Linked DNA regions of Mus musculus: region 2 is linked to region 1. A link is a contact called in ENCODE Hi-C or POLR2A ChIA-PET data. All regions are on one chromosome and are shown on one strand. Each heading gives the region's core, a stretch centred on a gene start or an enhancer-like site at or near the end of the contact. The rest is flanking DNA. Distances are from core to core; before and after follow the strand shown. Region 1 overlaps Gm11725 (a long non-coding RNA gene). Region 2 has its middle 29 kb from the start of Socs3.

Region 1 (6,137 bases), core at 1,348-3,847:
ATTCCAACACCCAGGTTAGGGATTTGATCTCCTGCTCTCTGGAGCTTGGAAAATGGAGTAGTCTTACAGTGTTTATTTTGCAGATGAGGCCCAGACACAAGACACACTGGGTTTGGTACCACCACATCATCCCATTTACGCGCAGCTGCCTCAGCGATCCGGACTAAAGGAGTGTAGTGGGTGTGGTCCACCCCTCCCTACCAGGTCTCAGTTTTCGCAGCCCCATAGGAGATTCATTCCCAAAGTGACTTTGCCCGGAACTTGCCCTTGCCTCTGAACTTGCAAGATTGCTGAGGTTTCAGAGGTCAGCCTTCCCACACAGGATCAGCTTCCAAGTGTTCCACCAACGCACCCTTAGCCAGATCTCCGGGTCTGTGCATCCACAGCCAGCAGGCCTCAGGAGTCTGCAGCGGGATCAGCTGCAAGCCAGGGCATCGAGTGGGTCTGGGTGGGAGGTCCACTCGGGGAAAGGAAGCGGGACAGCATGCACCCCACTAGTTACCCATAAACCCACAGGAGTGAGCTCGAGCAGGGCAGGGCGGGACTGGGAGCTGCCCCTGGGGACACCTGTCCCTGCTCACACTCATCATGGGGCTTTCGTTTGTGATGTGTCGGGTGGAAAGCACTGGCAATCGGTGATCTAGCCCGAGTTTCCATCACTAGGATCCGAGTGGGGCGAGCTTCTGCCATGGTCCCCCTGGCCTCTGAGACCGGTGTGTGGGGGTCAAGGCAGAATTCTTCCCTGAAATTAAGCATCCACTCCCCATTCCTGCAGCCTGTGAGCGGAGAGGGAGATTCCCTGCGGCTCCCGGCGGGGGGCCTTCGGGCCTGGTAATTGGTGCATCGATTAGCAGCTGGGGTGTAGGGCTCTCAGATGGGGGCGGGAGGCCGAGTCTCGGGCAGGCCCCGGGGAGATATTGCTGGAGGGAGGCGGGAAGACCGGTGGTGCCAGGTTAGGGAGGGCCTCCTTGCCTCCCTGAGCTACAGGGAAGGGGGGACGGGTAGGATCCCCTGGGGTGGCCAGGACCGCCCGGGCCCCCTTGGGCCCCTGGAAGAATTGGTTCCCACCAGCCAACCTGTTCCCACAGCCAGAAGTTGCCATGGTGACCCCCTCCCACCTTCAGCTACAGCTTTTCCAGTAAAACCACTGCCGAGATCCATACTTCCCGACAGGCACGCCTGCGGGCCCCCACCCCCCCTCGTGGCAGCCGGGAGCAGCTGGGAGTTAACCCTGCATATGCCGGGGGACTGTTGTTTGGGAGGGGGGGGCGGAGAAAGGAAATCGGGAGCCAGTAATGGGGACCGTGGGTAGGAGTGAAGGTGGGCAGGGAAATGATCCTGGCCAGCGACTTGAGCTAGTCTGGAACTTGGAGCAAAGAAGCCAAACTTAGCCAAGCCCCCTGGGCCTCTGGGAGGCCTTGCCTTGCGGGGGGCAGGGGAGACCCACTGGCATCCATGCTCCAACCTCTGGAGGGACCCAGTTGTATGCGGGGACAGTGGATTCTGTCTAGCTTAGCCTGAGCGGCAGCCCTGTCTGACTTTCTCCCTTGTCCCGCAGGCACAAATTGTTTTTCTGGAGGCTGAAAGGTCCCTACAGCCTGGATTTGGCGTTCTTGTGGGCTGTGGTACCCCAGAGGTCCCAGCAGCCCCCGCTTCAGTGTCCTGCCTTGAGAAGTGAGGAGATCAACTGTTTACCCATCTGAGGAGGAAGATGGTGCTTCTTGAATGACACCACCTTGCTGGCCCCAGGGACCCGTGGCCAGGCCTCTGTTAGGGAAGGGGCCCCATGGGGACACTGAGGCTGCAGGCCCAGGGGGGTCCATCTGCGGCTCTGGCGGGCCTCACTTCCACTGTGAGCTGCTTGCTGCTCTCTGCTGCAAGCTCTAATTGTTCTCTGTAGCCGGTGAGTAATTGAGAGGTCTTTGAAGGGAATTAATTAGGCTGCTTATTGACTGTAAATGCTTGCCGTGGATGATAAAGGGAAGGCTGGCCGCCTGTGTGGGCCCGACTCGGGCAACAATCGGACATTTCAGCCACATTCTGCTCCCTCTGGGGTCAGCTGCTCAGCTTGGCAGGGACCTGACCCTCTTGTCTGTCCTGCCCCCTCCTCCAGGAAGGGGCCAAGCACGCTGAGCCCTGCTTAGTCTATACCTCCACGCCCTGCTTCTGGTTTTGAAGGCAGTACTATCTATGCCACAAGTGAGCAGGGGTTTCTCCCACAGGAGAAATGAAGGGCTGTGCAGCGCGTTGGGAGCACTTTCCTAGAATGTTAGGGTCAAGTCCAGAGACAGGCTGGGGGCAGGTTCTTACCCTCAGCTCATACCTAGCTTGGGACCTGCTGGGCTGTCACTGGGCTCCAGCTGTCCAACCTACCTCCAGCCCCCACCCCCACCCCCACCCCAGTCCCAGCCCTTTTCTGGGAAGAAGGGAGAAACTGGAAATCTAGCAAGCATTCCTGCCCTCCTAGCGGGGGTCAGAGTGTAAACAGCCCTGCAGTTGGACACAGTTGGGGTGGATGAGGAGGGCAGGACCGTGCTGGGGTGGCGCCTGGCTGGCTTGCCAGGAGGTGGCACTGATAGCCTGGACTGAGAAGTAGCCGTGGTGGCTCCCTGTCGGATGGCCTCTGCTCCCTGCTGGCGGGTTCTCAGCTAGGTCAGCGCTGACCGGTTTGCTGATTTCATTCTTGCAGCAGCTTTACATAGATCCTGGCCGCAGAGTCAGCACTGGAAGAATGTTCTACTCTGTAGGGACTCTGGGCAGCCCCTGGCTTCCTTAAGGACTGGCTGAATGACTGAGTGGATCTTAGCCCCCTTGATCCAGTCAGAAGACCCACAGGGTGAGGGGTCTACCAGGACCATGGAATGTCACTACTGATGTCTTGTGGTGAAATACCGACTCAGCCACTGGGGGACAGTTCCAGGTGGAGCGTCTGAGGGCTCAGGAGTCAGCCCTAGATTCTCCAGCTGCTGCAGTTACTGGGTCCAGGAAGAACTTGCTGAGAGTCTCAGGCTGCAGGGTTGGAAACAGCTGGTGCCGAAGGAGGTCCAGTGGGGCCGTGCTCCAGACAGACAGGCTGTGGCAGCTCTGAGATAGCTGTAGGGAGAAGGCTGTGGAACCAGGTGGCTAGATATGAAGTTAGGGGACCGGGAGGAGATGGCAGGTGTCACCTTAGGAGCACAGGGACTTAGCTGTTGTCCATCAGGGAGCTAGGACTGTCATGGTCCTGGCAGGAGGAAAGATACTCTGAGAAGACTCTTAGGCACCTCCCTTTGGCTACTAGACTCTAAGAGAATGAACCCCTGAGAAACTGGAATCTCCACAGGAGACAGAAAGGGCTGAGGCCTGGTGTCAGCCAGAGGGGAGCTTGTCTCCCAGGAAGAGATTTCATACCATTCTGACAACTTGTTAGGCCACCTGCAGAAGAGAGGCCTTGTGCTTCCAGGGTCCAGCCAGGCGCTGGCATCTAGCAGACACTTCTGGTGCTTCCACAGCCCTCCTCGCCCTGTGCTGAAAGAAGCTCCCCCAGGGCTTCGTGAGCTGTCCTCTCGTGGGTTCAGTCATTGGCAGCACTTGCAGAAGTGGGGGGCCGGGTAGACCTGTGGTTACTTCCTCTGGATTTGTGGGTCTGTATGGTTTTCCTCCTCTCTCTTCCGCTGCCCCAGCTGCAGACACTCCACACACCATCTCTAACTGTCTCCAAAGTCCTTTGTGATGAGTTATTGCGTGTATACTTATAGTTGACATCTGCCTTGGCTGAGCCACCAAGTTGGTAAACAGGAAGACTTGAACCCGTGCCTACTCACCTCTATATTGCTTATCATCCCGCCGCTCCCCACCTCCCGACCCCGCAGCCCCTCGCGCGCGTGTGCGCGCGTGCACACACACACACACACACCTGTGTGATAACTGGGATTGTCTCCAGCTTCAGAAACCACAAATGGCTCTGAGAAAGAGAAGCCTGTCTTCCCCAAGGTTTCTGAAGCTGAGCACCTAGAACCTGAAGACTGTTGGTAGCCTCAGGAAGACAAGAGTCGAGGAAGAGTTGTGTACCCAAGGGGAAAGAAACAAAGGCAGCCAGGAGTTCAGGCCTGCCTGGAGCCCACCCTTCACTTCTGACAGAGGTCTCCTCTTCTGCTCCTTCCAGGTCTGGGTATCCATAGGTTTGCTCTTCTCAGCAGAGAGCCAAGAGACAGGAATCAGTGGCAAATGACCAATCAAATGCCTTTCTGGGGGCTAGGGGCGGGGCATGTAGCAAAGTGACCAATCAAATGCCTTCCTGTGGGCTGGAGCCGGGCCAGGCGACGTGAATTCACCTGTGCTGTCGAGGTAGATAGAATATGGCACCATTTGTGCTAAGCAGTCATTAATTCTGTTTTCAAACACTCAATGCGTCTGAGGGTGAATTTGAATTTTTGATCTTTCTTCCTTCCTTTTCCAAGTGCTGGGACCACAGACATGTACAAAGCCAAGGCTACAGATGCAGGGTTGTGGACGTGGAGAGGTTGGCAGAGCATTTGCCCCAGCGTACACAAAGCTCCGGGCTCCATCTCCACCACCCTGTGGTAGTGTTTGCCTCACACTGAACACCCTCAGCCGTCCGTCAGAAGGTAGGGAGATGCAGATCAGAAGTTCAGGGTCGTGCTTGGCAACACAGCAAGTTTTCAGACAGCCTGGACTACATGAGACTCAGTCTCTAAAAGAAGGTGGGCTGGGGCAGAGGACGACTGCTACAAGCATAAGGAGTTGAATTTGGACCCCAGCTGCAGAGGCAAGGGTCCGTAACCACAGTGCTCAGAGGGTGGAACTCACTGGATAGACAGTCTGGCCAAGTGGGAAGCACCTGGTCTCCAAAACTGAGGCAGAAGGCATTAAAGGTAGATTCCTGATGTCAGCCCACTTATGTATCATACACTGGAATGTGAAAGGACATTTCAAAGCAAGGGTGCATTATTAAAGCCAACTCTTGTAGCCGGGTGTGGTGGTGCACGACTTTAATCGGGAGGCAGAGGCAGGCAGATTTCTGAGTTTGAGGCCAGCCTGGTCTACAAAGTGAGTTCCAGGACAGCCAGGGCTATACAGAGAAACCCTGTCTCGAAAAAACAAAAACAAAAGAAGAAGCCAACTCTTGTCTTATTCTAACTTTGACTACTAATGTACGTGTGTTTGACGAGTGGGCACTCAGGCGACCGTGCACATGTGGAGGTGAGGGGACAACTTCGTAGAACTGGTTTTCCCCTTTCACCTTTAAGTGGGTTCCAGGGATCGAACTCAACACCAGGCTTGTACAACAAACATCTGCCCACTGAGTCATCTCACCAGCTCGCCCCACCTCCAGATATATATGTTATATATATTTGTTGTTGTTGTTGTTTGTTTTTGTTCTTAATACAGGGTTTTTTTGTGCAGACCTGATTATTCTGGAACTCACTGTGTAGACCAGACTGGGCCCAAACTCTCACAGAGACCCACCTGCCTTTGCCTCCTAAGTGTTGGTAATAAAGGCGTGTGCCACCATGCCTGGCTCCAGCCCTATTTTAAATTTTCATTGTGAAAGCATTGTGTTAGTCTCTGTTGCTCTGGCAAAACGCCACAACCAAGGCAACTCACAGAAGGAACGGTTTCTTTTGGCTTACAGTTCCTGAGGGATTGGTGTCCATCACAGTCATGACAGGGAAGGGTGGCAGCCGGCAGGTATGGTGGCCGGAGCAGCTGAGAGCTCACAACCTCGAACAGGAAGCAGAGAGTGAATGGAGAATGGTGGGGTCTTTTATCCTCAAAGCACACCCCCAGTGACACACTTCCTTTAGCCAGGCCACACCGACTGAACTGTCCCAACAGCATCAGCAACTGGGGACTGAGCATTCAAACGTGGAGGCTGCAGGGAAGGAATATCTCTCTTAAACCTCCACAAATGTTTTGAGTTGTCATTAGGCTTGAGTAACACCCCCCCACTTGGGCTCCATGGTTTTAATGTCCTCCATATTTGTCTAATCAACTTTTATTTCCCAGTAAAGTAATTTTTAAGCTTTTTTTTTAAAATTGTGGTAAAACATGCCATCTTAACCATTTTTAAGCATCCAATTCCGCAGTGTTAAGTAACTGGGTTGTGTAACTGCCACCGTCTCCTGACCCTGTCA
Region 2 (5,793 bases), core at 1,365-3,864, 49 kb after region 1:
TTTAAAAAGAAACTAGGGGGCTGGTGAGATGGCTCAGTGGGTAAGAGCACCCGACTGCTCTTCCGAAGGTCCAGAGTTCAAATCCCAGCAACCACATGGTGGCTCACAACCATCTGTAATAAGATCTGACTCACTCTTCTGGAGTGTCTGAAGACAGCTACAGTGTACTTACATATAAATAAATAAATAAATAAATAAATAAATAAATAAATAAATAGAAACTAAATGTCCAGAATTCCACCTTGTTCCCTAGCTTGCAATGATCAAGTCTCTGTTCGCTACAGAGCTGCCTGGGTCTTCTACATGCTGACATTCTCTGGGCTTCATTTCCACAGCCAGGTTTAGGTTTCTGGGTTGGGGTCCCATCTTCTCAGCACCCTGAGGTGCAGGGTGAGACCCAGTGAGTCCCACGCTGAACCTGCACGTCCTTCCTCCAGCCTTTCTGTATGATGAGCTAGCCCTCAAACACAGCCTGAGCCAGACCCGATAGCCTCCAGCAACACGTCCTCCTAAGGTAGACTGCGTGTGACAGGCCATAGCAAGCAGTCCAGACTCTGCCAGCTTTACTCTCTCTATGTGTGGGCGTTGAGTTTGAGACCTTCCTTCATCCAGCCTGGAACTGGGGCTCACTCCCTCCCTCCCAGGAAGGCCTTGCTGGATAACCATATGGTACAACAGTGACCTGTCTTTCTGTCCTGGGGTCTCTCCGAGGGCTTCTGTAGCTACAGGTGGATGGTACCCACTCCTCTCAATTTGCAGGTCGTTGGCCATGGCCTAGCAAGGTCCCGGGCCTCTTAGTACTCCCTTCTAAGTTCTTTCCCATAAAACATCCTAGCTTCAGGAATTCACAAGACCTCAGTCAGATTTCACTGAAGTTCTCCTCTGCCCCCCTTCCCGTCCCTGGGGGAGGGCAGGAGCTAAGAGACCGGGTTCTTACCGAGCTGGAGGAGAAAAGGAATTTGGATTCTGCTGTTGGGGGGTGGTGAAGAAGCAGGGGCTGGTGGGGGCTTGGTCTTAGGGGTAGCTACAAGGGTAGAAGCCCCCCTGTGGGTATCGCAGTTTTAGAGGCCAGGGATGACAGGTCACCAACAGCAGTCATAAGTGCCTTTCCTTCTCAGGTGAGAAAGTGCGGTCCAGTGATGGGCTCATGAGGCTCTGATAGGTGAGCAGGCAGGACAGGAGCCTGGTGAAGCAAGGCAGGCAGAGGGCCTGGGAGAAGTGCCTCCTCTGTACCTGGCTCTGCCTGCTGTTACAGCCCTACTGCCCTGGTCTCCAGATGAAAGAGCTGGGTCTCTCAATGGGCAGGAGCAGCTTTCACTGTCAGCTGTGCCCAGGGCCACTCATTGACCGTCACCAGAAAGACCTGGGGCAGGGGCAGGGGCAGGGGTGGAGGGCGGGGGAGGGGGGTGTCTTAGGATTTCCAGACCAGGTCCAGGGACAACATCAAACCCTTGAAGAAAAGGAAGGGAGGGGAGGAGGAGAGGGAAGAGAGAAAAGATTGAATAAAAGAGAAAGAATGAGGATGGACAGACAGACAGGGACGTGCATGGGAAGATGGGAGGAGAAGAAAGAATGAAGGAAAGAGGAAGGAACGGAGGGAGAGAAGAAGTGGGGAAGGGAGGCTGGGCATGATAGCACACACCCTTTAATCTTAACACTTGGGCCAGGCAATTGTACTGCAGGCCTTTAATGCTAGCTCTCAGGAGGCTAATCTCTCAGTTCGAGGCCAACCTGGTCTACAGAATAAGTTCTAGGACAGCCAGGGCTACACAGAGAAACCATATCTTATAAATCTTTTTTTTTTTAAGATTTTGTTTATGTAATGTATATGAGTACACTGTAGCTGTCTTCAGACACGACAGAATCATCACAGATGGTTGAGAGCCACCATGTGGTTGCTAGGATTTGAACTCAGGACCTCTGGAAGAGCAGTCAGTGCTATTAACTGCTGAACCATCTCTCCAGTCCTTTCTTATAAATCTTGCCCCACCCCCTTCCCTTCCCCCTTGCTCTGGCTCACTCCGGCCCTGCTCACACTGACCCATAGGTTTTTCTTATTTGTTTCTCATTACGGATGGTTGTGAGCCACCATGGGGTTGCTGGGATTTGAACTCATGACCTCTGGTCAGTCAGTGCTCTTAACCCCCACTGAGCCATCTCACCAGTACCCATAATTTTTTTTTAAAAAGATTTTGTTTGAGAAATTTTATCTTGAGGAAACAAAAATAATTAATTAGTTAGTTAATAGATAGAATTAATCCCTGTACTTGGGAGACAGAGGTAGAGGCAGCCAAATCTCTGTCAGTTTGACAACAGTTTGGTCTACATAGTGAGTTCCAGGACAGCCAAAGCTACGTAGTGAGGCATGAGGCCCTGGCTCAAGCAGAGAAAGAAAGAAAGAAAAGAAAAGAAAGGAAAGGAAAGGAAAGGAAAAGAGGAAAAGGAAAAGAACCCCACACATGCCCCAAATAAAGAGAGAGGTGAGATGAAGGAAATGGGTCTCAAGTAACTCTGCCTATCTGGGAGATTATTATTTACCCACATACAAAGTATCATTTATCTCCTGGCCATCTCCCTGGCTCTGGCCCCAGTTCCCGCTCGGGTTGGCAGCTCTGTGCTGGCAGGTCCGTTGCCTTGACGACACCCCTTTGTTAGGCACCAGCATCAGCAAATGTCAAAGGGTTTGGAGTGGGTCAGCCCCATCCCTTTTCCCCTTCTCCTTTTCACTCCCAGTTGCTGCTGCTTGAGCTGCAAACTTCCTCCGTCTCCATGGGGACAGAGGAGGCTGTCTCTCTTTTTCCATCCCAAACATCTGTCTCTATAAACACTTGTGCACTTGTGGCTCCCCCTCCCCCAGGGCTCCAGCTCTGGAAGGAAATACTTTGTTTATCTGGAGGGTGGGTTTCCTCAGCGCTCCACTGTCTTTGGGAGATTGCTGCCCCCCCCCCCTTTCCCACCCCGTTCTGGGTGGCTGCAGTCTTGGATGAAGGAGCCCTGGGCAGGAGGCCAGAGCTGGCTGATCCTCTAGCAGGCTCCCTGCCATCCAGCAGATTGTGTGTCTGCTTTCTAGCTGGGTTGCCTTATACAGGTTGCTTAACTTCTCAGAGCCTCCATTTCCCCTCAAATAATGCTTACCCTCACCTACTTGTTGGGCTAGCAAAAGAGGAGCCGCACAGATGTGTGATCTTGGGCATTTGCCTGTAAATCAGGCTCCGGTGAGTCTTTGGACTAGATGTTAGCATGATCAGCCCACACGGGAGAGTGCTCAGATTCAGCGTGGTTGTTTGCCCAGTGTGACACTGGAACTTAGCTGGAGAGTCATGGTTCACTCTGAGAGGCAAGCCCACTGCTTGCTAGACCACCAGGATCCCTTCCCAGTCTCAGGTCTTCCGTTTGCAGGCTAGGAAGAAAGAAAACCTCCTTCCCAGCTTAGAGCTTCTCAAAGTTACTTAGGGAAGACTGTGGGACAACCCAAAAGTTAGTGGATTTGTCTGGAGCTAGAGACAGGGGTACATTCTGTGAGGCAAGGACTCAGGGTCTCCATGACGCATCCTTATGTTCCAAGCCACGGGAAAGAAGATGCCAGCCAAGCTCAGCTTCCCTGAGAGCCTGATAGACTGACCCAAGTGTCACTCCCCAGAGCCTCATAATTCCTGTCCCCAAGCCCAGGTTAGCATCCTTTCTGAATCCCTAGTCCCTGTATGGGTCAAAGAAATCTCAGTTCCCCTGTGTCCAACCAGAAGAGCCCTGCTACACTTTAGGGTGACATCCTCCAGTGTGGCCCTGGGGCTGGCAGAGCTGGGATCGGACTCAGCCCCAACAACTCCTGGCTTCTGGCTCCAAAATGTGCCAGAAAAATTGGTAGAGCCCCATGGGCCCACTGTGCAGTCCACACCGTGCGTGAGGACTTGCGTGGTAAGAGACTCAGGAACACAGACACCAACCCTTGGCAGTTCTCTTACCTCCTACACCCGCCTAGGATACATAGGACCCCCCATCTCAAAAGGAAAACCAGCTGGGGTTGTCGCTGAGTTAGAAGAGTGTTTGTGCAACTCACACAAAGTCCTCAGTACTTCATAAGCCAGGAGACATACAGACAGGAGGGTCAGATGTTTGATTTGAGGCTGTGTTCTGAGTTTGAAACTCACTATGTACCTGAAGATGACCTTCAACTCCGATCCTCCTGCCACCATCTCCCACGTGCTAGGATGGCAGGCGTGTGCAACCAGGCCCCCCTTCTTCATTCTGTGGGAGAGAACAGCCACGATCAGTCCTGATGGGGGTCAGCGGGTACCCTCTGGGGGCTCCAGGTCCTACAAAGAATATGGCGGCCCTGGGACAGGGAGCAAGGCACACTGGGCCAGCATCACCTCACGCTACCCCCAGTCTCCAGAGCTCCAGCTCTATGGTTAGTCTTTCCCTTTGGGGGGCTGGTGACTCAGCTGCAGGTTCCATGTGGCAGGAAGTGGGTACAGTGAGTCACAGGGTGGCTCGGCAGCCTCCCTTTGGAAGCTGGGATGTCTATGGGCAGAGGCCTCAGGCCACAGAGGGACCTTAAGAAAGGGGGCTTTGCACCCAGTGGGAGATGAGATACTTCACTCTGGAGTATGAAGGGCCCTGGGGTGCTCTGTCTGTAGTCCCTCCTCTCCCTCTCATCTTGAGGTCTGGTGGGATTTGGCCTTTGCTCACAGCCTGTGGTATCCCCTGGCTACTTGTGAGTCTGTGTGTGGTGCAGAACACTCCTAAAGTATTCTAAGCTGTCTGCTTAGCCAGCAAGCACAGGGAAGGTCCCTGACCTCGCTGACAGCCCCCTACCGGGTGCCTTTGTTGAGATGTGTTAGCACTCAACAGCTACAGACATCCTCTTGGCTGCTCCCTGGGGCCTGGCCCTCCAGTCTGGTTGAGCTCGGGACCTTTCCAGCTTTGGTGTGGGAACTTGTCTCCTGACTCATCACTTTGACACCAACGCCTTCAGAACTATTAGTGTACAAGGGACACTCTGGTTCTCCAGGGAGCAGAGTGCCCTTTTCTCTGTGTCCCAACCCTGCAACTTCTCTTCTTGGGGCTGAGAATTCTCTTAAAGTTAAAAAAAAAAATGCAACTGGGCAGGGTGGGCCCACACTTGTGATCCCAGCATGTGAGAGATAGAAGACAAGATGGGGTCATACTTGGCTACATGTCTAGTTCAAGGCCAGCTCAGGCTACAGGACACCTTCACACACACACACACACACACACACACACACACACACACACTCACACATACACACATATGCATGCACACACAGACAACAAATACCAAGGGACTGGGATGATGGCTTGTGGGTAAAATGCTTGCTGAAGAAGCACACGGACCTGAGTTTGAAACCCAGCACCCACAGTACCATGTGGTTGTAATCCCAGTACTCAGGAGGGAGGGAGAAGAGGATCCCTGGCACTTGCTGGCAGGCCACTCTACCCTGATCAGTAAGCTCTAAGTTGAGTAAGAGACCCTGTCCCAGAAAACAAGATGGAAGGCCCAGAGAGACAGAGATAGCTCCATCGTGAAGATCTGCACCGTTCTCGCATAAGACCAAGCTCAGATCCCAGCTCCACACCTGCCTAAACCCTGCCTCCGGGAGGAACTGAAGGCTTCCCAGGCACTTCATTTACATGCAACCTTCCCCATACACATAAACATTAAACATACACACATACACAAAATAATAATAATAATAGAAGTAAGAAATACAAGGGCATGGTGGTGCCTACCTGTGATATCAGTATTTAAGAGGCTGAGGCAGAAGGACTGCC

Evidence for each region. A loop is a pair of places that touch in the nucleus more often than their neighbours do. ChIA-PET counts read pairs that join two places held with the same protein, here RNA polymerase II (POLR2A).
Region 2: a map of T-helper 1 cell shows a loop between it and region 1 (2.0-fold over the local background). The contact joins two enhancer-like sites. A Hi-C loop is called at or near these places in 1 of 37 maps with a recorded cell type or tissue (T-helper 1 cell). POLR2A ChIA-PET finds 5 or more read pairs at or near these places in 4 of 5 experiments (Patski and embryonic stem cell).

What each region holds. Positions count from the first base shown.
Region 1 is chr11:117,888,152-117,894,288 of GRCm38, forward strand. The region is part of intron 2 of Gm11725 (a long non-coding RNA gene); the gene reads left to right. Among named protein-coding and RNA genes, the nearest start is that of Tha1, 18 kb to the left of the region's middle. Within about 2 kb of position 2,598, at least 2 of the 3 ENCODE cell types and tissues checked have a DNase peak (open chromatin) inside an H3K27ac peak, as active enhancers do.
Region 2 is chr11:117,937,182-117,942,974 of GRCm38, forward strand. No RefSeq gene overlaps it. Among named protein-coding and RNA genes, the nearest start is that of Socs3, 29 kb to the right of the region's middle. Within about 2 kb of position 2,615, at least 3 of the 3 ENCODE cell types and tissues checked have a DNase peak (open chromatin) inside an H3K27ac peak, as active enhancers do.